2 separate regions of the Homo sapiens genome follow, and region 2 is linked to region 1. The links are chromatin loops, found by intact Hi-C in ENCODE. Cell type or tissue: ascending aorta. All regions are shown on one strand. Links, peaks and the distances in the headings refer to the core of each region. The heading gives the core; the rest is flanking DNA.

What was found. Hi-C counts contacts between places; a loop is a spot of excess contacts. Peaks named below come from ENCODE experiments on the same cell type or tissue, not always from the same donor. Only the 100,000 strongest peaks of a DNase experiment are listed, where the experiment ranks them.
Region 2: it touches region 1 in a loop (3-fold over the local background); 8 of 110 quality-filtered maps call a loop at or near these places.

The regions. Positions count from the first base shown.
Region 1 is chr2:238,374,231-238,386,277 of GRCh38, reverse strand. All of the region lies in intron 15 of TRAF3IP1 (TRAF3 interacting protein 1), which reads right to left. Among named protein-coding and RNA genes, the nearest start is that of ASB1, 47 kb to the left of the region's middle. RefSeq lists an enhancer at 2,022-2,141. In ascending aorta, for the core only: no CTCF peak of the experiment used is centred there; DNase peaks (open chromatin) are centred at 6,637 and 7,009; H3K27ac peaks cover 2,144 bases.
Region 2 is chr2:238,594,057-238,606,103 of GRCh38, reverse strand. No RefSeq gene overlaps it. Among named protein-coding and RNA genes, the nearest start is that of LINC01107, 45 kb to the right of the region's middle. RefSeq lists an enhancer at 5,753-6,268. In ascending aorta, for the core only: no CTCF peak of the experiment used is centred there; DNase peaks (open chromatin) are centred at 4,523 and 8,823; H3K4me3 peaks cover 598 bases; H3K27ac peaks cover 4,101 bases.

The DNA of each region.
Region 1 (12,047 bases), core at 1,752-9,751:
CTGACACAGCCTGCTGTAACTCTAAGACCAGTTTTACCTAGAAGCCACTGAAACAACCCTCTGTGACTCTAAGACCGGCTTTACCTACCACTGTCACTCACCAATCCCAGCTTGCCAGCTCCCCAAAACTTTTCTAGTGCCAATGAGTTTTCTTCCAAGACAATACGTAACCTTTCTCTTTCTGATAAAACTCCCAACCTGCTCTGTTCTTCAGACATACCGAAGACCATCTGGTCTGCATGTATACCCCAAATTGTAATTCTTTCTTCCCGAATAAAATGTTTTAAATTTCAAGATTTGTCTCTATATTTTATTTGACTTCGACAAGGGAAATATTTATTGAAATCACCTGTTCACTGAAGGGTGACAGACTATCCCACCCAAAAATATGCTACTTTGGCAGGAGCATTATTTTGAGCTAAAGGCACTTAAAAAACAGCGGTGCAAGAAGGCCAGTCTGACTTCCCCCTTTCTTCTTAAAAGCAGGTGATGAAACTCCCATGTAGGAGATGCCCTCCTTGCACCAAAAGGAAAGAAACATTCTCATCACCAGAGGTGGGTTTGAGGCCAAAAGAATACTGTACAAACAGACTTAGCAGTCCACGGAAAAACTGGCTTTCACGAAACCAGTCCCTGGTAGCAAAAAGGTTGGGGACCACTGTTGTAGAATATCTAAATAGGGTCATGGTACCCACCCTTGTTCCTGACTGTAGTAGAAATATCTCCAGCCACTCACTATTACATACGATGTTGACTGTTGACACAGGTGTTTTCTCTCTCTCATGAAAAAGAAGTAGTTTTCTATTCCTAGTTCATTACAGGTTTTCAGTATAATGGATATTGAATTTTACATGAGTCATTTATTTTTAAGAGAAAGTACACTGACTAGTGATTTTATCCGGTTCAGGAATAATTTCTTGGTTAAATGTAAGGTAAGTAGTCAACACTTAAACGATGCTACAGGCCAGGCGCAGCGGTTCACGCCTGTAATCCCAGCACTTTGGGAGGCCGAGGCGGGCGGATCACGAGGTCAGGAGATCGAGACCATCCTGGCTAACACGGTGAAACCCCTGTCTCTACTAAAAATACAAAAAATTAGCCGGGCGTGGTGGCAGGCACCTGTAGTCCCAGCTACTCGGGAGGCTGAGGCAGGAGAATGGCATGAACCCGGGAGGCGGAGATTGCAGTGAGCCGAGATCGCACCATTGCACTCCAGCCTGGGGGACAGAGCGAGAGTCCATCTCAAAAAAAAATAAAGAAAGAAAGAAAAATAAAAAGCTACAACTGACTTGAATTTCTTAACTGAAATGACTGACTCTTCCCTGGCCATGGCTACATGAAGAAGGAAAAAATACTGGAGAAACTACTAAGGGAACTAGTCACAAATACATTTATCTATTAGGAAACAGAGTTTCGATCCTAGAATATATTCTATCTCACTTTTGATTATATAATAAAATACATGCTTTAGGAAAAAATTACTAGCAATTCTTAACCTTTTGTTCAAATTTCTTCATCTTTGCTGAAATGAAATCTCTAAACTCCATTCTAGCCATAGAGTTTTAGGATTCTGTAATCCTTTTTAAAGGACATCAGGCCAGGCGTGGTGGCTCACGCCTGTAATCCCAGCACTTTGGGAGGCTGAGGCGGGCAGATCACAAGGTCAGGAGCTCAAGACCAGCCTGGCCAACATGGTAAAACGTATTTAAAAAAAAAATACAAAAAAAAAAAAAAAAAATTAGCCAGGCGGGGTGGCATGCATCTGTAATCCCAGCTACTCCAGAGGCTGAGGCAGGAGAATTACTTAAACCCAGGAGGCAGAGGTTGCAGTAAGCCAAGATCACACCACTGCACCCCAGCCTGGCCAACAGAGCAAGACTCCATATATATATATATACATACATACATACATACATACATACATACATACATACATACATCAGGTTGATTCTGGACAGATTAGAAAAGGAGAAACCAGACTAGCAAACAAGTGTAAAACAGAACAAAAGATCAGAGGCAACTGTTGTCAGCCGTGGGCGGAGGCAGCATACAAGTGAGAGCCCCGAGACAAGGGACACTCAGGAGGCCAGCCCACGAGTGCCCCAGATCTTGTGTGGGGATGACAGCCTGACCAGGGCACAGAGCTGAGTCTACATGGAGGAGCATGAGGGTGCCACTGAGCCAAGGAGGATGCATCCAGATGGGGGGGGCCCTGCAAGACCACAGCTGAATCAGAGAACAAGCCAGTGGACAAAATGTAGTAGAAAACTAACAAATAGTCAACCCCAAAGACGGCAGTAAATAAGCAAAAGAGGAACAAAAACCATAAGGGGAGATATGTGAAACAAGGAGCAAGATGACAGACTTAAGCCTCCCTATATCAACAACTGCACTAAGTGTAAACGGACTAAATTAGAACACCATGCAAAGAATAACAACAGGAATTCACAAAAAGAGAAATGCAACTAGCACAAACAAAAAGTTATTCACCTCAATTTGCAACATGAAAAGTAATAAAACGGGTTTAGCTCCTAGCAAGGAATCCAAAATCAATTAAGATGTCCAGTGTTTGCTAGAATGAGGAAATGAACACATTCAGGTATGGGACAGAAAGATGTTGACAATCTAGACGACCCAAGATTCTACTTCTGAGATTTACCTTAGGAAACGTTAGAGAGGTGCTAAAAAATACGTGGGCAAGATTTTTCATCTCAGCATTTCTAATTATAGCAAAAGCCTGTAAGCACACCAGCACCAAAGTCAGCAGGGGCCTAGGGAAACGCCACGGTGTATCTGTGCAGTGGGACAGTGAGCATTCACCTGTTGGATGATGACTGACAGACTCAATGCAGATTGTTCATTAATAGGTAGTTTCCAAAGGCCTATGCTGGACAGCACCACTATGTGCAGCCACACACTCACAGCACTTACTGAGCACCTACTGTGTGCCAGGGCCCGGGCCCACTGCCCTTGGGACTCTCACAATCTAGTCAGAAAAGAGACCCGCAAGTTTGATTCAAGTTGCCGAGACACCAAGGAGATGGGGGAATGGAAGAGGAGCCCCACACAGTCTGGGTGGTAGGAGACTGCCTGGAGGGCAGCCTACAGCAGGTGGGCCTATAGTGGGTGAGTATTCCAGACAAAGGGGAGAGCTGGGTGCAGACTTCCTCAGAGGTGAAAACCACCAGCAGGTTCCGGAAGCCAAGGGAAGGCTGCAGGCTGGAGGACAGTGTGTAGAGACAGGCAGGGAGGTGGCTGGAGCCCGAGAGTGGTGAGGATTTCGGACTTGATCCTATGGGCGATAAAAAGCCAACAAAGGGATTTCAGGAGCACAGAAACCTAATGAGATCAAAGTTTTAATAAAAACACGTGGCTTCCAACTTGGGGGAGAGAGAGAGGAGGCAACGAGGCTCTTGTGACCAACCGTCCAGGGAACTGATGAAGGCAGGAGAGGGTGGCAGCAGGACTAGAGAGAAGCATGCAGGCTTCTTGCTTTATGAGAGATGGAGGGGCAGGGAGGGAGGGGTGGGACTCTCTTGAGCAACTTGGGGGACAGTGATGCCCTATGCTGAGCCAGCAAAGGAGGTCTGTCTGGGAGGAAGCTGGTGACACTCGACTGTGAGCTGCTGAGCCTCAGACATCTATGGGGTGCCAAGGGAAGACGTGCCGCTCCCAGGAAAAGGCCTGCCTGGAGGCAGACATCCACATGTCCCTCATCCTCCCCGACCTGCTGATCTGAACACACCATTTCACTGCCTCCAGATGCAAATGACAACTTAAGCTGCTATATAAAGTTCTTCTGTTGCAATGTTTCCTTTACAATCGTGAAATTTTTCTGGATTCTTTCAACATTTAATGTTGCAAAAGTTTGTGGTCAATCTGATTTTTGTTCTTTTATCAGCTTTTTTGGCTGGGTCCTTTGCAGAGCTCTTTTCTTATCCTTGACAGTCAACGATTCCACCAGGATGTGTCTCAGTATCATATTGGTACTTTTTAGCTGACACTCAGGGAGTGCCTTCCTGTCTGCATACTCAGGTCTTCCATGCAGGAGAACCACTGTGGCATCTGTTTCGCCTGTTTTCGTATCCTCCTTATGAATGCCAACCATCACACCCGGGCTCTCTGTCCCCTTTCTGTCATCTCCTCTCTCACATGTCCCCATGGCTTTGGTGTTTCCTCCTTCATATTCTGGAAAGGCTTCTCAAGTTTGCCCCAAACATCACTGGTTGCTTATTCTGTTGTGTCGATTCTGCTTCTTTACGGCTTCAGGTAAATACTTTGTTCCTCTGATCACATCCGTGTGCTTCTGTAACAGTCCCTCCTTGACTCAGCGCGCTCCTCTTCCCCATCTGTGGCTTCCTACCCGCCAGCCCCTTTCCTTCTCAGCCTGTCTTCATGTCATTTTTTTGCTTTTCGCTTAATCATTGGCATTTTTTAAATTCGTAGAGCATGATGAACATATTTACAGAAGTATCCCACCCCATGCCCACGATGAGCTTTCCTCAAAGGTCCCCGTCAGTTCTGCTCACGTGAGGTGCTTCATGAACCCTCTCTCTGCTCACTACCTGTAACAGTGGTGCAAATGAATGTTTATACCCATTTTCGAGGATCCCATCAGGGACAAGTGCAGGGCAGTGGCCCATCAGGGTGGTGTCTACAAGGGAACTTTGGTCCATCTCTCTTCAGTGACTGGAGGAGCCCCTGGCCAGCATCCTTCCACACAGTGCTGCTTGCAGGCACAGGACTGGCCCCCACCTTCCCGGCCTCCAGCGTGGTGGCAAGCCTGCCTGAACCTGGGAGTTCCTCAGGGCCCACTTCCAAATGCCACTGAGCCACAGCAGGGAACAAGAATCAAAGAGCACCCCACCCGCCACCCATGCCTATGGCCCCCTCCAAGGGTGTCAGTGGGGTTCAGTGGGCCCTACAGGCCCTCCTCGAATCCAGCCCCATCTGCAAGTCCCAAAGAAACTTTTCTAAAGTTTCTGGAATGCGGGTGCAACCCTCACTGGTTTTTGCCCCATTTTTATGTTCCATTCATTTCACTGGGATTCTGAGAGGGGGAAGATAAACTTGGGTTCAAGCTACCCTAGCTGACCCAGGAGTTCCATGGAAACAGAATTCTGAAAAAAAAAAAAATAAATAAATAAATAATTAAAAAAAAAAAAACCCAAGCATCCTACCCAAATCCCGTCATTGTGGCAAGAAAAATAGTTGCTATTCTGTAAATAGGACAGATGAAGCCTTTTGAGAGTATCCTCAGGAAACCAAAACAAATGAGTCAGACTCAATAGAGATCTGGAAAAACTGGTTTCAAGCACTCAAAAGAACTTAAGTCTCTATGGAAGATATTCCCAGGAAGGATCCTTGCTCTCCATCTTTGTTTTATGGCTACAGCACTCACATTTAAACATTGACTCACACACCTTCATGAAAATGAAGGTTGCTAACATGCTTTTACCTCATTTTCTTGCATTCTTCTAATCACTTTACAACAGTGTTTCTGTTATTTTGATTTTTCAGGAGTTCAAAGACAAAAAGGTGTGATGCAGGCATTTCCTTTAAAATATTGTTGGGGTCATCTCACCTTGGGGCCGGGGGTGAATCACAGGTAACTGAGGCTGCTCAGGGTGAGGCTGAGCTCAGGAAGAGCAGGATCTGCTTCTTCCACAACAGCCTGGAAACAAGCCTCCAAGTCCATCCACATGCTCGAGAAGAAGATGCTGTGAGTGGCCGGGCTGGGCCACTGGGTCGGGCAGCAGTGCATGTTTCCTATCGGTTAGGGGGATACTGCAAGATCTGCCTCAACTGCAGAGCTTCCTGTTCAAATTAGCCAAATCCAAGAGGACACCCCCACCACTCAGGGACCCGGGGGAGAGGACCTTCCCTTCCTGGGCATGAAGACACCATATTTTCTGGGTTTAACAGGATCAGTCGTTGTGCACAGGAACCAAAGGGCCCAGGTAAGCAGCTTCTCCACGTGGCTCCTGCAGGGCTCAGAGAGGCCCTCTGAGAAGCTGGAAGGCACCGTAGGGATCCAGCTGCATACGAAGTCACCTGGGGAGCAATTTTACACCCAGCGCCAGCACCTGCCCAGAGACTGATCCTAATTGAGAGGGGAGGGGCCTGGGCACCAGCATTTCAGAAACACTCTCTGAATGGTTCTAATACGTAGACGTCTCTGAGCAGATGAACCTCTAAGCAAATTTCAAAGGACATAAGGTTGTAAAGTTCACTTTCTCTACATTTTAGAATCCCTTTCCATCTCATAGGCAGCAGCAGCAAAAGAATCTAAGTTTTAAAATGGACTTTAAAATTGTCTTTCTCCATCAATGCTGGAAATGGCCAGTGAGGTGATTATTCAATTATTTTGTTTTTTATTTCCACCTCTGTACTAACTAATTGGATTTGCTATTTTAAATGTCTTACTAAAATATTAATCATTTTCTATTGAGCCTATTGCTACAGTATTTCCTTATCATTCTGGCTCCAGTGTTATTATTACACATTTTGCCTTCTAAATTCTTAACATATTTAATCACTCCAAAAATACCAGCTATAAAAGGTAGTTACTGGGCAACAAGAGACCCACTGAACTGAATGGCTGGCATGTGAGCGGGGGAGGAAACCACCGTCTAAACCTGCAGCAGGAAGTGGCCATGAGGTCAGAGGTCCTCGGCAGAAAACACGTGTCACAGAATTAATTATGAATAGAAGAAGTGAGTCTAAGGACTGGATGAGCAAAGGAAAATTCACATACAGGATGGTCAAGTTCCAAATACCCAAGTGATGGCACCACGCTGCCGCCTTCACACGAGCAGGTGTCTGTGGCTGCCAAGGCAGACAGAATAAGGAGTTCTGCTGAAGCTGGCACTCCTCACTCTTCCCTCCACCAGCATCCTGACAGCCAGCTGCATGGTCTCAGTCAGTCGCATGGTCTCAGTCAGTGACCAATGCTGTGAGGATAGCAGAGCCCGGGTCAGAGATGGTGAGTGTGCGGCTGAGGCCCCACACAGCTAGGTGGACAGGAAAGGCCTCTCTGAAGAGGAGACTCGTGGGCAGGGACTTAAATGGGGTGGGGGTTGTCCGGCCCGAGAGACCAGCAGCCTCCAGGTAACCTTGGACTGCAAGAAAACAGGCCCCCAGTGACACACAGACGACCAAAGAGTGAGTCGACAGGAAACAAGGAGAACAAGTCTGGGGTTCCGCTGAGCACCTGACACAGGGCGGCTGCATCAGCATCAGCGCCAGGCTGCCTGAGGTGGGGACCGAACGCTGAGTCCCACAGAGGGCACCAAAGAAGGACTGGACCCTCCCTCTGGGGCCTTTCTACTCCTGACCCACCTCCCCTGAAGGCAAGAGCAGAAGCAACCTGGTACTGGTCAGCAAAGACTGACCGCAAAACCACTTGAGTGCCTCATGGTATTGGGTTTGCAAGTGATGGTAAGAGGCTTCTGACCCAGCAGCCTGGGGCCTGGGGGGGGGTCCCGGCTTCAGATCAAACTGCGAAGAAAGTGCCCAGCCTCAAAGTTCCCTTAACCCAGATCACCCATCAGACTTAAACTGTTCTAGGGCCCAGGAAAAAACGCAGGGTCCCAAATTAATTTTATAAAATGGACATAACCTTGATTCTAAAACCTAAACACAAACTCTCTCTCTCTCTCTCTCAAACTCCAGGCCAATTCCACTTTAATATAGAGATGAAGTTCTATTTTTAAATGTCAGCAAATTAAATATAGTTTTATATTGGGTAAATAATAGATGATGGCCAGGCAAAGGTTATTTGAGGTGTGTAAGAACTGTTCAACATTAGGAAGTCTATTAATATAGGAACATCTCAACAGCTGCCAAAAAGACAGTTGTTAACCTTGTCATTCGTTTCTGACTGAATGCCGAGAACAGTGCCTAGCACATGGCAGGTGCCAGATGGCTGGTGAATGAATGAATGCTAACTTTTAAAACATGATAATTTATAGTCATAAAACAAGTTTCCATTAGATTCTTAAAAGGCTAAATAAAAACTAGTAACTTAGGTGTCCAACTTAATAAATTTAAAAAGAAAAATAGTAGAGAAGGAAGAAAATTTAAATAAAACTGGAGATATCAATGAAAAGAAAAACAAAGATTAAAAAGAGAACAACAAAGCCAAAAGCCAGTGGTTTAGACAGACAGACAAATTTCTGGAAAAATATATTTAAAAAAAGAAAAATGCCTAAGTAAGTAATATTGGTTAAAACAAACAAACAAAAAACAAACAAACAAACAAAAACTAAACTAAACTAAACTACATCCAGAGCAAATATTAAAGAGTTCTAGCAAGAGCTTTTTTCCAATAAGCTTGAAAATTTTCAAAAAACTGACAGTCAAAATGGACTCGAAAACACATTTTAAAAAGCCTGAATACTCTCATAATTAATACAAAAATGAAAACAATGGTTTAAGTATTTCCCACAAAGAAACACCAAGCTCAGGTGGTTTTACATGTGAAGCTGTCAAATTGTCAAGAAATACATTCCAATCATATACAATCTCTTCCAGAACAGATAAAAACAAAGAATATCCTCAATTCATTCTTGACCTTGGTACTAAAAAAAATAAGGATCATACAAGAAAAACAAAATTATGGGTCCATTTCATTCATGAATATAAATGGAAAAATACTAATTAGCAACTAGACTCTTAACAGTGGATTAAAAATAATAATAATATACCATAATTGATTTGATCCAAGGAATGTAAAGACTGTTTCATATTAGAAAAGCTACAATCATATAGTGAATTAAGGAATATAATAGAATCATCTCAATCGACCCAGAAAAAGCATTTAGTAAAATTTAACACGCATTAATAACCAAGCCCCACAGTGGGGGGGGAACCTACAAAAACTTAGCCAGGCAGAGTGGCACTCGCCTGCAGTCCCAGCTACTTGGGAGGAGGAAGGATCACCTGAGCCTAGGAAAGCAAGGCTGCAGTGAGCCATGATTGCACCACTGCACTCCAGCCTGGGTGACAGGGAGGCCCTGTCTCAAAAAAAAAAAAAAAAAAAAAAAGAAAATCAGGAAGGAAGGAAACGAGGTTACCCACAATCACCATTACTATTCCTACTCTAGCAGAGGGCCTAGCCACAGAAATGCAACAGTAAGAGGGAATTAAATGCCTAAGACTGGAAAGAAGGAAATGAAGCCATCAGGACTTTCAGATGACACAGACAATGGTGCGGAGCTTGGGCTAAAGGCATGGACTCTGGGTGCGATTGCCTGGGCTTGAATCACTCCTCTGCCACTCACCACTCATACGGCCCCGGACACGTTCCTTAACCTCCAAATGCCCCAGTTTCAAAATGGGTAACAACAGTGCCCGAGTCTCACTATGACCTATGTTATTAGCTGTCTTAGAACAGAGCCTGCACACCGTGCCCTATTAGGTGTTTGCTGCTATTACAGCGAAGAAAACAGAAAAGACTCAACAGACACGTTTAAAGCAAACAGTTTTAAATGAAGCTGGTTATAAGTCAACAGCATTACTATCTACCAGCAATCAACAACTAGAAAACAATTTTAAATAAATATACAGTATTTATAATAGCAGATAAACTATAAATACCCACATATAAATCTAACAAAAGATACGAACAACCTTAACAAATCAAATTATAAACATTCACTAAAAGACTTTAAAGCAAGTCTAAATAAATGGAGAGATAGTTTTGTTCATAAATACTCCAACTGAAATCCCAAGAGGGTTTTTCACGGCACTCAATAAGCAGGTTATAATATGTAGATGGAAGTGGACAAGACCAATAATTGCCAAAACATAGCTGAAGAAGAGGCATAAGGCGGCAGGGGCTTTGCTACCAGACACAAGGCCTTGTTCTGAAGCTACAGTCATTACAGCAGGGTGGTATCAGTGCGGGCCAGTGGAGCAGTATAAACTACAGCCTGTGGACCGGCCCACCACCTGGATTTCTCTATAGCCCATGAGCTAAGAATGATTTTTTATTTATAAATAGTTGAAAAACCCAGTTAAAGGATAATATTTTGCAGCACATGAAAGTTATACAAAATTCACGTTTCAGTGTCCATAAATAAATAAAGCCCTATTGGAAACCAGCCACGCTCATGCATTTATATATTGCCTGTGGTTGCTTTTACACTACAATAACAAAGTTGAGTAGTGGCAACAGAGATTACATGGTTCTCATGGCTGAAAATATTTACTACCTGACCTTTTACGGAAAAAGTTTGCTAACCTCTGGGGCAGAGAACACAGAAAGAGTTCCACGCATATGGAACTTTCATATTCAGCAGAGACAGCATTGCAGATCAATGGGGAAAGGAGGAAAACTTGGTTATCCATATGAGGAGAGAAAAAAACTACACTTCTGTCCCACAGAATACAGGAAAATCAACTCCAGGTGGATTAAGCATGTACATGTCAAAACAAAGCTTTACTTTTTTAAAAAGAGTAAATATCTTTCTGACCTTGGAATACAGAAGGATTTCTTAACCGACTCGCCAAAAGCATTAACCATAAGAGAAAAGATTGAAAAGTTTGATTAAAATTAAAAATGTCTTTAAAATGTCATTGAAAGACACCATAAAGAAAGTGAAGATGAACTCAGCTCTGGACCAAGCAGAACTAATAGACATCTACAGAATTCTATACCACAAATCAACAGATATACATTCTTCTCAGCACCACATCGCACTTATTCCAAAATTGACCACATAATTGGTAGTAAAACACTCCTCAGCAAATGTAAAAGAACAGAAATCACGACAAGCTGTCTCTCAGACCATAGTGCAATCAAATTAGAACTCAGGATTAAGAAACTCACTCAAAACCGAACAACTACATGGAAACTGAACAACCTGCTCCTGAATGACTACTGGGTACATAACAAAATGAAGGCAGAAATAAAGATGTTCTTTGAAACCAATGAGAACAAAGACACAACATACCGGAATCTCTGGGACACATTTAAAGCAGTGTGTAGAGGGAAATTTATAGCACTAAATGCCCACAAGAAAAAGCAGGAAAGATTTAAAATCAACACCCTAACATCACAATTAAAAGAATGAGAGAAGCAAGAGCAAACAAATTCAAAAGCTAGAAGGAGGCAAGAAATAACTAAGACCAGGGCAGAACTGAAGGAGATAGAGACACAAAAAGACCTTCAGAAAATCAATGAATCCAGGAGCTGGTTTTTTGAAAAGATCAACAAAACTGATAGACCGCTAGCAAGACTAATAAAGAAGAAAAGAGAGAAGAATCAAATAGATGCAATAAAAAATGATAAAGGAGATATCACCAGCAATCCCACAGAAATACAAACTACCATCAGAGAATACTATAAACACCTCTACACAAATAAACTAGAAAATCTAGAAAAAATAGATAAATTCCTGGACACATACACCCTCCCAAGACTAAACCAGAAAGAAGCTGAATATATGAATAGACCAATAACAGGCTCTGAAATTAAGGCAATAATTAATAGCCTACCAACCAAAAACAGTCCAGGACCAGACGGATTCAGAGCCAAATTCTACCAGAGGTACAAAGAGGAGCTGGTACCGTTCCTTCTGAAACTATTCCAATCAACAGAAAAAGAGGGAATCCTCCCTAACTCATTTTATGAGGCCAACATCATCCTGATACCAAAGTCTGGTAGAGACACAACAAAAAAAGAGAGTTTTAGACCAATATCCGTGATGAACATTGATGTGAAAATCCTCAATAAAATACTGGCAAACCAAATCCAGCAGCACATCAAAAAAAAGCTTATCCACCATGGTCAAGTTGGCTTCATCCCTGGGATGCAAGGCTGGTTCAACACACACAAATCAATAAACGTAATCCATCACATAAACAGAACCGACAAAAACCACGATTATCTCAATAAATGCAGAAAAGGCCTTCGACCAAACTCGACAGCCCTTCATGCTAAAAACTCTCAATAAACTAGGTATTGATGGAACGTATCTCAAAATAATTAGAGCTATTTATGACAAACCCACAGCCAATATCATACTGAATGGGCAAAAACT
Region 2 (12,047 bases), core at 1,421-9,420, 220 kb before region 1:
TTTTCCACTGTCACAGCTTAGACACTCACAATACGTGGGCTGTCTCCCAGATCCCGCAGGAGCAATCCGATTCCTTCAGAGGGTCTGTGGGCTCTCTTGGCTTTCCTGGTATATTCCTGCAGTAGTCGTTTTGGAGCAAAAGTTGATGATCCAAGTCTCCACACCCTGCTCTGTCCATCGGAGCTGGAACTGCAAGCTAGTTCTGCCTCCTATCCTGTGTTCTTTTAATTTCTATTAGATTAATAGTATCCAGTCTTTTTTCTTTTCTAATGAATGCATTTAGGGCTATAAATTTTGTTCTACGTATTACTGTAACAGCATTCCACAAGTGTGGATGTATGGCATTTTTATTATCATTCAGCCTATAATATAGTCTTTTTTATTATGATTTCTTCTTTGGATCATGACTTATTTGCAAATATGCTTTAAAACATCCAAATGTATAACTTCATTCAATTTTTTTACTTGAACAATATATAGTGGAGAGAGAACATGGCCTGCATGATCCCATTTTGTTAATATTTGTTGAATTGTATTTTATGACCTAATATGTGATTATTATAACTGTTGCATTTGTACTTGAAAAGAATATGCATTATTAATTTTTAGGTATAACATTCTATATGTCATTAGATATAAATTCTTAATTTGTATTTTAAAAATCCATACACTTACTTTGTTACACTGTAAGGGTAGACTTATAAACCTCTCCTTGTAATTCCGTCAAATTTTGTTTTATGTATTTTGAGGCCATATTTTTAGGGGTATCTAAGTTTATAAATTTTTCCTAGTGAATTCTAGTTCTTTTACCATTTTAAAATAATCCTTTTAGACCTGACTAATGCTTTTTTTACTTTAAGGCCTTTTTTGTGTTTTAATATAGTTAATAACCTTTCTTTTCATCAATCTTTGTCTGGCACATCTATTTCTCCACTTTTACTTTACACCTTTCTGTTTTCCATATTGTTTAAGAATTGGTCTTGCTAAAAGCATAAAGTCATTTTTTTCTTTATTTAATCTATCAGTCTCTGGTTTTATTCAGAAAACTCAATTTGTTTACATTTTTTGTAGTTAACTAACCTATTTGGAATTGTTTCTGCCATCTTAATTTGTGCTTTCTATCTTTCTAGCTTTTTACTTCTTTTCCTATCTTCTATAGCAGGGATTGGCAAATTACACCCTTCAGGCCAAATCCAGTTCATTTGCTATTTTTATAAACTAAGTTGAATTGGAGTGCACCACCATGCTCATTTGTTTAAATCTTCTCTATGGTTTCTCTTGCACTACAATAGCAGAGTTGAATAGATACAATAGAGACCATATGGCACACAAAGCCAAAAGTATGTACTATCTGGCCATTTACAGAAAACATTTGCCGCCTTGTTCAATAGGATTAAAGAGTTTCTTTTCTCATTTTTCCTTTACTGTTTTGAAAATTACAAATTCTACTTTTATCACGCTCCCCAACTCCCAGCAGTCATGATTAAAATTTTAACATGTGTACTCAGCATTCCAAGATCTCAAGTTAACTCAATTGTTCATGGGATCATTCAATGATTTTGGAATTCTAGATTATTATCCTCCCACGTTACATATTACTAGGGGATTGGGTCACTCTCCTCCCAACTTACATGATACTTAATCCAGTATTTCAGGTCCTACGTGTTTTTATACATGTGAAATGTCATTGCTATTATTGTTGTCATCCATTGTCAATCCTGTTCCAATTTATCCATATGTTTACTAATTTATTTGCTCACCATTCTGCTTTCGGTTCACTTCTTCATTCTGGATTCAGTTTTCTCCAGATAAAGTGCATTCCTGGAAGTTCTTTAGCTGGGACTCTGTTAGTTATAAATTCCCTAATGCTTTGTTTTTCATCCTTTCTCCCTAATTCTTGTATGACAGTTTAGTTAGGTAGAAAATTCTATTTTCTCTCAACACTTTGAAGATATAATTCCACTATCCTTTGGTCATCATTGAGAAGTGGCAGCCAAATTAATTGTCATTCCTTCATAGGACATCTTACATTTCTGGCTACTGTTAAGGTATTATCTTTGTACTTGGCATTCTTACATAGCTTACTCTAATCTATCCAGGGATGCATTTCCTTATGTCTACCCTAATATTTAGGACTACATTTTCCTTGAATCTGAGAGCTCAGAACTGTTCTCCATTTTGAAAATTCTCAGTCACCATCTCTTTCAATATTGACTCACTCTCATTCTCTCCTTTCTCTCCATCTATAACTCCTATTGTGCTTCTATTAGACCTTCTTGTCCTATTCTCCATATCTATTAATCTTGCTTCCAAATTGTCTCTTTATTTCCATGTGCTCACAGTGATTTTCCACTTAACTAATTCTCCTTTTAGTTATGTCTAATTTGCTTTTTAACCTAACCATTAAAGACTTAGTTAAATTTCAATCACTATATTTTTATTCCTATATATTTCCTTCTGTTCTTTTCAAATCTTCCCTGTCTTTTGTCTTCCCTTGGTGGCAGCTTGCTGTTTTCTCTTTTTTTTTTAATTTTCCATTGTGTCTTTAATTCTATCTCATAATCTTTATTTTGATAATATTGTTGCCTGAAGCTCTTAGGAATTTAATCCCACTGTTTGTTATATCTTTGAACTTGCTCAGAGTTTATTTTTCTCCCTTGGATTGGCACTTTTGGATTGTGAGCTCATCTTCATTGCAGTTTTTCTGTAGGAATGCTTTGTGTACATCCACAGAGATTTTGTGTTTTCTCCTGCCAGGTGCTCCAGGGTTAATTTTATCTAAATTGCTCAGATTGGGGGCTCCATGTCACTCAGATAGTATAAATTCACACCCCAAATACACCTGAGGATAGCCACTACATACAAATTCTCAAGGACAACCATTTTCTCCTACTCAGAATCAGGCCAAGGTTGACAGGCTTTCTGTTATTTCCCTGTGCCAATGGCTGGATTGTTCTTCTGGTCCACCTTTTCATTGGAAGTGTAATTCTTCAAAGGCAGAAGACAACTCTTGTATAGGAAACTCAGTTCTAATTTCCAGCCTCTTATGGGCTCAAAGATTCATTTCCTATTTCTGCATGGCCATTAAAATCCAAAAATTCATTAGTTAAAAAGACATACAAAGTAACCTCAACTCCCACCTTTGCCATCCCATGCCTTCCCCCAGCATAGCCCTAGCATCGGTTATCTTATATTTCTGGTTTCTGTTTCCTCTTTGGTTTGGGCCTCCACAAGGGATTTCCCTTATCTTTTCAAGAGCAATGTTTATTATACTGCTGTATTTTAGCCAACATCCCTAGACATTTTATATCAAGATGTTTCTCAGGCTATCTGGTTCATCAGACTGCTGAAAACTGAGGTTTAAAATAAACATTTACAATAAACTATTTCATACATTATAAATCCAACTCTAACATCCAGCTTAACTCATCCCTAGTTTATTCATGAAAATGTGTGACTTCGGGAAAGGGCTTCCGGCATTGCAAGGAACATTTCTCATCCCATTCCCTGGCTCCTGTGCCCCAGTCTTGCCACTGAGATTTTCTATAGTTTTAATTCCTGAAAAAGAGATGGGTATATGGGAGAAATAATCTCTTTATGCCTGTCAGTGGCCATCTGAGATGCCAAAAATAATAATGAGGAAATAGAACAGCTAACGAGGTAGCCGTCTCTCAAATCTTTCACAGTGCTAGAATTTGCCCTTTGGAGCATTTTCAAAACACCAGAGAGGTTAGTGCCTGTGGAAGCACTCACTGTCTTCTAATAAAAGTTCTTTCCAATACCTTCGTCAAAACAGTCATTTGTAAATCAGCCAATATTTTTACAGCTCAAAGAGCATTTTCATGCCACTTATCTTATGAAAGTTGAGTGTCCACCTCTGACGAGTGAAAAAAAAATATATGAGACTGAGGCGATTAAGCAAGTTGCTTGCCCTGGTCATTGTTATGTAGTCAGCAGAACTAGAACTTTACTATTTTTAGCAGAAAACACTGTTCATAAATTCTTATAAGGGTAGGTGCCAGAATTTGCTCTCCTGCTGCTACACTGTCCCAGACACTACCTATAGGAGCTTAACCAACATTAAAAGTTAAATTAAACAGCTCTTAAAATCTTGTCTTAAAATGGTAGTTGTGCAATTTCTGAGTGATGCTAGCCAAGGGTGGATTCCCCAGAGCTTGGAAGTAAACCAGAAAAGAACAATGAGATGTCCAGGCATCGGGAAGTGGGTCCTAGAAGGTGAGGCCTGGAGAAATTGGACATTGCATAGTCTGGGGCAACGTGCTGGGGTCCAGCACTGTCTGTGGCTGGCTCCTGTGTCAAAGGCTGCTGGGGGTGCAGCAAGAGGGACATGGAGAGCCCGTGTGACTCACCCTGCCTTTCATCTGCATTTGCTCTCTTGGCAAGAGTGATTTTCATTGTACCATAAGCTCAGTGTTACCAAACCCATTTGGAGTGATGCACTGACTGAAACTGCTCCTCAAGGAGAAAGGACTAACACCGGCTTCCAAACGGAGGCTTTGCTATGTGAGTCTTGGCTTCTTGGCTTTCCCCATGAAGAACTTCCTGTCGGCCCACAGACAGCAAGTGAGCTGCGGGAAAGCGCTGGCTGCTAGCCTCCTCCTTCCGCACTGGACCAGGGGCAGGGGCTCCTCTCAGAGACCAACCAGAGCAAAGCAGCTTGCAGGGCAAGGCCCAAAGGAGGATCAGAGGCCCAAAGGAGGAGCAGAACCCAGAAGCAGAAGTCAGACCACGGGCGGGTAGGGACAGGTGAGCTGGGGATAGAACCACTGATCTGAGGCCCGAGGGGCAGTAACCACGTGGGCCTGATCCAGGAGGGTCCCTAGAACCGGCGCTGTGGTTGCTGGCTGGTTTTCCTTGGAGGCTGGGGCACGATGCAAGAGCAGTGAGTCTGAGTCTAACATGTTAGGGATGGGCAGGCAGCCCCAAGATTGCAGCACGGAGTGGCCAGAACATACCCCTGGAGGTGCCTGTGCAACCCTTCTCCACAGTGGGGTAGCGCACAGCCTGCTCTCCACTGAACGGGACTCCTCCTTATTCCTTCCTACACTAATTCACCTGTCTTCCCACCCTCCATGGGGTAAGCGCTGGGGGCACGGTGCTGGGTGCTGGGTGCTGGGGACAGGTGTGGGCTGGGCTCTGAGTTAGGACGAGCCACTGTCCCATTTGAGAGTCTCCAGCCCCATCATGTTCAATCCCAGCTCAGCGGATTTTCACACCCAAATCACTGCCTCCTGCCCCCAAATCTGGAACTACCAGTTTAAAAAAAAAAAAAAAAAAAAAAAGTCTGTGAGATGGACGTGGCACTGAGGAGGGGAAGTAAGCCAGGAACCACACAGGGGACCAGGCGGGCGCCAGGCCCACCCAGTATCGCCACCCGGGGACGGCTTTAGCCACCCGAGCCTCCAGCGTGGGGGGAGCGTTCATTCTCTGAGGTCGTCATGAGGCTCAAAGGGAAGTGAACATACAGTGTTCTCAAGGTGTTACATTTCTAAAGTCATCTCAAGAGACAGCCAAGCAGAAGGCGAGAGGAAGGAAAAGGCGGTGTCCACACCTGCCGATGGACTCGGGGAAACGTGGACCCTCCGCGGTGTCCCAGGGACCCCAAGCTCCATGTTCCCCAGCAAGGCCTGGGTGACACCACCTCTATTTGGGCCAAGGTGAGACCACTATGGTGGGACCACTCCCGCAGCCCCTGGGACAGGACGGGACGCCCCAACAGGGAGCCCCTCCCCACCCACGTCCCGCCACCTCCTCCCAGCTTCCCAGCGCCCTCCCCAGCATCTGGCGGCCTGCGGAGCCTCCCACTCCGAGGAGGTCTCCTCCATGGACTCCAGGCAGAGGAGGACGCTGTCCTGCATGCATCGCTCCCTTCAATGTCCCATGCCCAGGAGGCTGCGCCACATTCTTGGCAGGCGGGGCCTGCCTCATCCTGCTTTGCTGTACATGTGGGCCCCATTTGCAGGGGGCACCGCGCTGGGGTGGAGGAGATCCAGAGGGGTGGCTGTGGGACTGGCCTTAAACACTTCCACCTGAGAATGTGGAGGGAACACCCCCCAAGGCGATGAAAGGGACCAGAGAGCAGGACGCTACGCACCAGGAAAAGAGGAGTGGAGAAGCCCCCAGTGTGAGAAGGCAGGAGGGGGTCCTGCGGAGGCCGTCAGTGCCGCTGCTGAGCCTCGAGACCCCCAGCAGGAGGCATGTGGGGGACAGGAGAGCAGTGGGGTGCAGGGCCAGCCCACTGCACCTTCTTGCCACTCAGGGCTGGCAGCTACCAGGCTACCCCAAGGAGGCCAACCCCCAGGCTCTCATCGTGGCTGCTGCCCCAGCATCCGTGGCAGCCCATCGCTACAGCATTGGTGGGGACATCTGCAGGCTCTGCCAGCCTGGAGCCCTGCCCTGCAGCTGGTGAGGCACCCCCACAAGGTGCCAGAGACCACCTGGTCCAACCATCACTTCCCACACAAACAAACCAAGATGCAGGTGTTTAGTTAGGCATCAACTAGCTTGGGTTAGTATCCGTTGCCTCCGGCAGCTCTTCCTTTCCTGGTCTGAGGGGCTCCAGTGAGGGCTCCAAACAGCCCAGAGTCTTATTACTTGTATTTGAAAACAAATGCACAAAGCCGCGGGAAGGGCAAAGCCCTCCCAGCACTGGCTGTGCCTAGTCCCTGCAATCTGACCTCACTGCTCCAATGCCATTAGCTCCAGAACAACCCCTCTTCTCCAGCAGCAAGGACTTCAGGACTCCCGGGCAGACCCACGCGGGGCAGCACCCCTGCAGATCCAAGCCTCATGCACTCTCTTCCACACCTGGGCCCCTGAGGCTCCTCCACGGACTGCTGCGTTTCCTATTTCTTCCAAGACAAAATGGACCCATTCACCTTTTTCCCTCATGTCCCTCTCTCCCTTCTCCTCCCTGGTCCCACTAAAAGTGTGAGCTTCCAATGCTTCCTGGGTTTGAAAAGTTTCACATGATATCAGTACACAGAGACAGTTCATTTTGGTATTTGGGCTCTTGTCAAGGTTAAAAACCAAAAAATGGATTGACCCATCACTAGACAAAATCAGAATAGTCAAAGAGGTGACGTCATGGGGGAAATTCCTAACTCACGCATGCGCCATGGTCTGTCTCCTGGTCTTTGTCATTCACACGTTTTAGATGAGCATTTATTTACTATGCCCATAATCTGTGCTGGGCACCGTGGGCCCAGAGATCCCTGAGGCACAGACCCTGTCTCCAAACGCAGGAAAACACAGAGATCGTGAGAAAGAATTGCAGCTTTCGTGGCAGAGTACACGGCACGCCTGTGTGGGGGTAGGCAAGGGCCTCTGAGCCAGGACAGGGTAGAAGGGACAGTGGAGGGTCAGGAACACCTTCCAGAGGGGCTCACAGGGAAGGAGAGGGAGGGAATGACCAGGGGAGAAACAGAAAGGAACAAGGCCAACTCCAAAGGCCAGAGCCCCTGGACACAGCGGGGCACAGGAGGCAGACAGGCAGAGCCAGGGATGGGGGATCCCACGGGGAACTGAGAGCGGGCACAGGGTTCAAGCACAGGCATGGCAGAATGTGCTGTGCATTGTTTCAAGGTCCTCTCGGTGGCTGCATAAGGAATGGACTGACTCAGAGTGACAGGGTGACCCAGAGACCCAAGAAAAGCGGCAGCAGGAGAACAACCTGTGGCACTTAAGATGCCCAGAGCCATCCTGCGTGCTTTGCAAACATGAGCCCATGAAATGCTTGCCACCACGCAGTGGGGTGGGCACTGACATTGCCCCGATTTACAGAAAAGGCATCTGGGACACAGAGAAGTTGGCCTGCCGAGGTCTGGGAGTGACCCCGAAAATGGAGCAGGGCCTGAAACCAGGCAGTGGTGAAGGGGTAGGAAGACAAATTTGGTACAGAAACACTTAGGACTCAGTGCCCAACCAGGGGCAGGAATCTGGGAGAGGTCTGGGATGACCCCCAGGTCCCTGGTTGGGGTAACTGGAAGAGCTCAGGGCTGTAGGGAGAAGAGTCTATTTAAAGGGGAATGGAGGGGTCCCACTGGGGGCGGGACAATTTGGGAACATTAGTGGGATGTTGGGGGAGGATTAGATCTATAAGTCATGGACACCCAGGTCAGCCCCAAAGGGTAAATGTGTGGGGTGAGTAGAGAGCTAAGAAGCCACAGGAGACCCCACATCACTGAGTCCTCCTGCCTGATGGCCCCTCCAGGCCTTGGGACAACCTGCCCTAGGATTCCTGATTCCCAGTTGAGGGGAGAGAGGCCTGGGGAGAGGCAGAGCTCTTAGAGCCCGGGAGGACATTCTTGCTTCAAGGCTCAAGTAGGGGGATGAGAAGGAGGACCCTTGGCCGAGAAATTTCATGCAGTAAGGAGGGCTCAGAGTGGCTTATGCGGGAAAGAGGAAGTTCAAGAGCACCATAAAGGGTTAGAATTTCAGAGAGGAAAAGAACCTCTTAACACTTCCAATAGGTGATTTTCTCTTAAAAAAAAAAAAAAGAAAGAAAGAAAAAGTTTAAGAAGAAACTTTACAAAGGGAAAACGTAATGTTCAACCTCTGGGCAAATTCTAGCGGAAAAAGGGAGAGAGAGGGGTGGGTGGGAGGCTAACACAATTTATGGGCCCTCAGAGCCGCGCCAGCTTGAGGTGGCGGAGCCTCTTGGCCCGGGGCCTGCCTGCTGACTTGAGCTTTGAAAAACAACTTCCTGTCAATAAATGTGAACAAAAGTTTGGACCCATCTTCAAAGTGATGAGTTATGCTGAAAGTATGTTCCTGCAAACGGGGGGAATGGATTGTTCCTGGCGCTTTGGCATTCAAGAGAGTTTATAAATAACCACTCAGCTCTGCTCGGGTTATGCCTGCTGGGAGTGCCCAGTGCCAGCAAGCAGAGGGAGACCTGGGGAGCGGGGCAGCACTCCCTGGTAGGGCTGGCACAAAGTGCCCAGAGAAGCGCAAGTCACGTCTTGGCGTGGGAGTAGGGGGCTTCCCCAAGCCTCTGTTCAGGGCTGGGCAACCGGGGACCCCCTGGACCAGCTCTTCCATTTGCATTTTGGAGGGAAAAAAGGAAGGAATGGATTCTACATGTGGTTTCCATCGGCCCAGAAAAGTAAAAACATGTGTCAGCGTTTCTAGCAGAAATGGTCCTTGTTATTTTAATGAGAAAGACCATAATTAGGGACAACAGTGAAAAAGAAGCCATGGGTCCCCTTTGTGCCCTCCCCTCAACCGATGGGGAGCAGTCGCCCCAATGAACAGTCCTCCTGCCCTTAACCTGCTCCACCAGCACGGGAGGAAGGGAGAAAGCTGGGGACAGGCAAGTCCTCCAGCTCCAACAGTTCCATTCTCAGGGCTGAAGGTGCCGCCCAAGCAGCTCATTTGTCAGCGTTTAAACATCATTACAACGTTAACGGCCTCTCTGATGCCAAAGAGTTGGCTTTGCACGCCTATAAATTAGAGTACATCAAACCAGAGTTTATTGAGTCTTGGCCAATCAGAAGTAAAACTTCCATAACTTTTTACAATTCTCTACATTCTTCCAATTATATTAAAATATTTATTTGCACCCTGCATGATATATATAAACGTTTTATTAAGAACATTTGAAACCTGGTTCTTTAAACAGAAAAAAGATCCACTCCATGCTGGCAGAGGTCCGGCCAGTATGTGCTGTGTCCAGTTGGTTTCATGGAGGGAAACAGCTCTGATTGGATTTTCGAGGGATTAGCAAGAAGGAGTGGCAGAGCACGAAGCTGGCTCCCAATTCATGGCTGCGCCTCCCTTAGCAAATCCCCTGCATTTGGTCGTGACACCAATGAGGAGCAGGTCCCTGTTTTGTCTCTGCCTGGGCTGGCCTGTCTGGAACAGTCTTCTAGGGTCACAGTGCACGTCTGCCTCTGGGCAGCTGCCTGACCCAGGCCTCCACGAGAGCAGGGAAGAGGCACAGAGACGTTCCATGATGGCTGGGTGAAGAAGCAGGCAGTCGGGGTGAGTTAGGTTAAAACCCAAAGCCCCTTCTGCCCGGCCCTTTCCTGGCTGTGTGCTGTGGGGCCTGGACTCCCCCTCTCTGAAGCTCAGTTTCCTGTCTCTAAAGTGGGTGTCACAATGACAGCCGCCACCATTCCTCCACTACCACAAGAATCATAGGTGGTGACCTGCCTCATATTCCCGAAACGTCTCTGCGCGGCAACATCCTCCTTTGAGCCTCGTCTCATCCCATCGTTGCCTCCTCCTGAAGGTCCTTCTGCTGCTGACACATCAAGTGCATGGGGACATCCGTAGCACGTGGCCAGCCAGGAGGACACTGAGGCCTGCCTGAGGCCCTATCTGTGGGTGTGATCATAACGCCACCAAGAACAGCTCTTGTGCTTACAGGGTGCTAAGTCCTGACCATCTCAGGACATCCTTCACACTGCCCTACAAGGTAGGGACTCTCGCTGCAGATGAGGGAGGTATCTCTCAGTGGGGTAAAGGGTTTGGCCAAGGCGGTACAGGTCGCCCTCAGGCTGGCCAGCGCGTAGCACTCCACAGCCACAGCAGACAGCATCACAATGAACTACTCAGGAGCAGGAGGGCAGGCTCAGGTCCCAGGAAGAGGAGTGTGGCCACAAGCAAGATTACCCGCCTGGCCTGGAAGGGACAACCGAGCAGAATTTGAAATAAGCAGCAGGGAAGAGATTCTGGTTTCTGTGGGGCCCTCATCAGAAACCCCATAGGGCCCTTCACCAGAAACCCTCTGCCTGCAGAGACCACCTGCAGATGGGGGCCTCAGCTGCCTGCAGTTGCCCAGGGCATGGAAGCACAAAGCTCATTTCTGTTACCACATCACTAACTGTAGGATTGGACCTCAACATGCATACTGGTTCTGGCACAAAAGGAGCTGATTTCTTGTTCTTGCAACTGTCCCAGGCAGGGGTTCCTGCTCAGCAGATGGTGCCTCTCCTAGAAGTAATTCAGGGACCAGCCACCTTCCATCCTAGGCCTCCATCACAGCCCTTGGGCCTCGCTGTGGTGTGCACCCCCAGCAGTCAGAAAAGAGGGAGACTGGGAGCACATCTCTGTGGCTGCAGGCGTCACTTTCTGCTGTTCTCTTGTCTACACTTTCTGTGTTTTGTTGGACAATCCAGTCGTCAGGCCGTGCCCACCTGTCATGTTGGATGGGAAATGTAGTCCAGCAGTATGTCCAGAGAGAAGGGAGAAATGATTTTGGTAAACAACCAACCATCTCCACTGCAGGTGATGCAGGCAAACCCAAAAACGGGGGCTCAGCCTGAGTTGGTTCTTGGCTTCATTCAGGGAAGAATTCAAGAGCAAGCCAACAGTGAAAGAAAGCAAGTTTATATAGCGTAGTGAACAGCAAGATGGCTGCTTCATTGGCAGAGCAGGGCTATCCCACAGGCAGAGGGGCCCAGAGTAGCACTTGTGGGTTGCTGGCTGGCTCTATTTATACCCACTCTTAATTATATGCTAAATAAGGGGTGGGTTATTCACAAACTTTCTGGAAGAGGGGTAGACTTTATCCAGTCTATCACTGATGGGCACTTGGGTTGGTTCCAAGTCTTTGCTATTGTAAATAGTGCTGCAATAAACATAGGTGTGCATGTGTCTTTATAGTAGAATGATTTATCGGAAATCCTTTGGGTATATACCCAGTAATGGGATGGCTGGGTCAAATGGTATTTCTGGTTCTAGATCCTTGAGGAATTGCCCCACTGTCTTTCACAATGGTTGAACTAATTTACGCTCAAGACTAGTGGGAAGAATTTCAACTGAGGTAGGAGACGTGACTGAGAGACCAAGGAGAGGAGAAGGGATGCGATGGCTAAGAATGGAGCCACAGAACTGGTGAAATCAGAGCTAAGCCCAGAATGACAAATAGCAAGTTTCAGTTGCAGAAGAAAAGGGTGATATGAACAGGATTTCCAAGGAGAAGCCGAGGCATGTGAAAAGGCACAAAGGCGTAAATACGTGGTGCTAGCCAGGGAATGGCAACCAGGCCAAAGAACTTGGGGTTCAGTTTTACCAAGAAG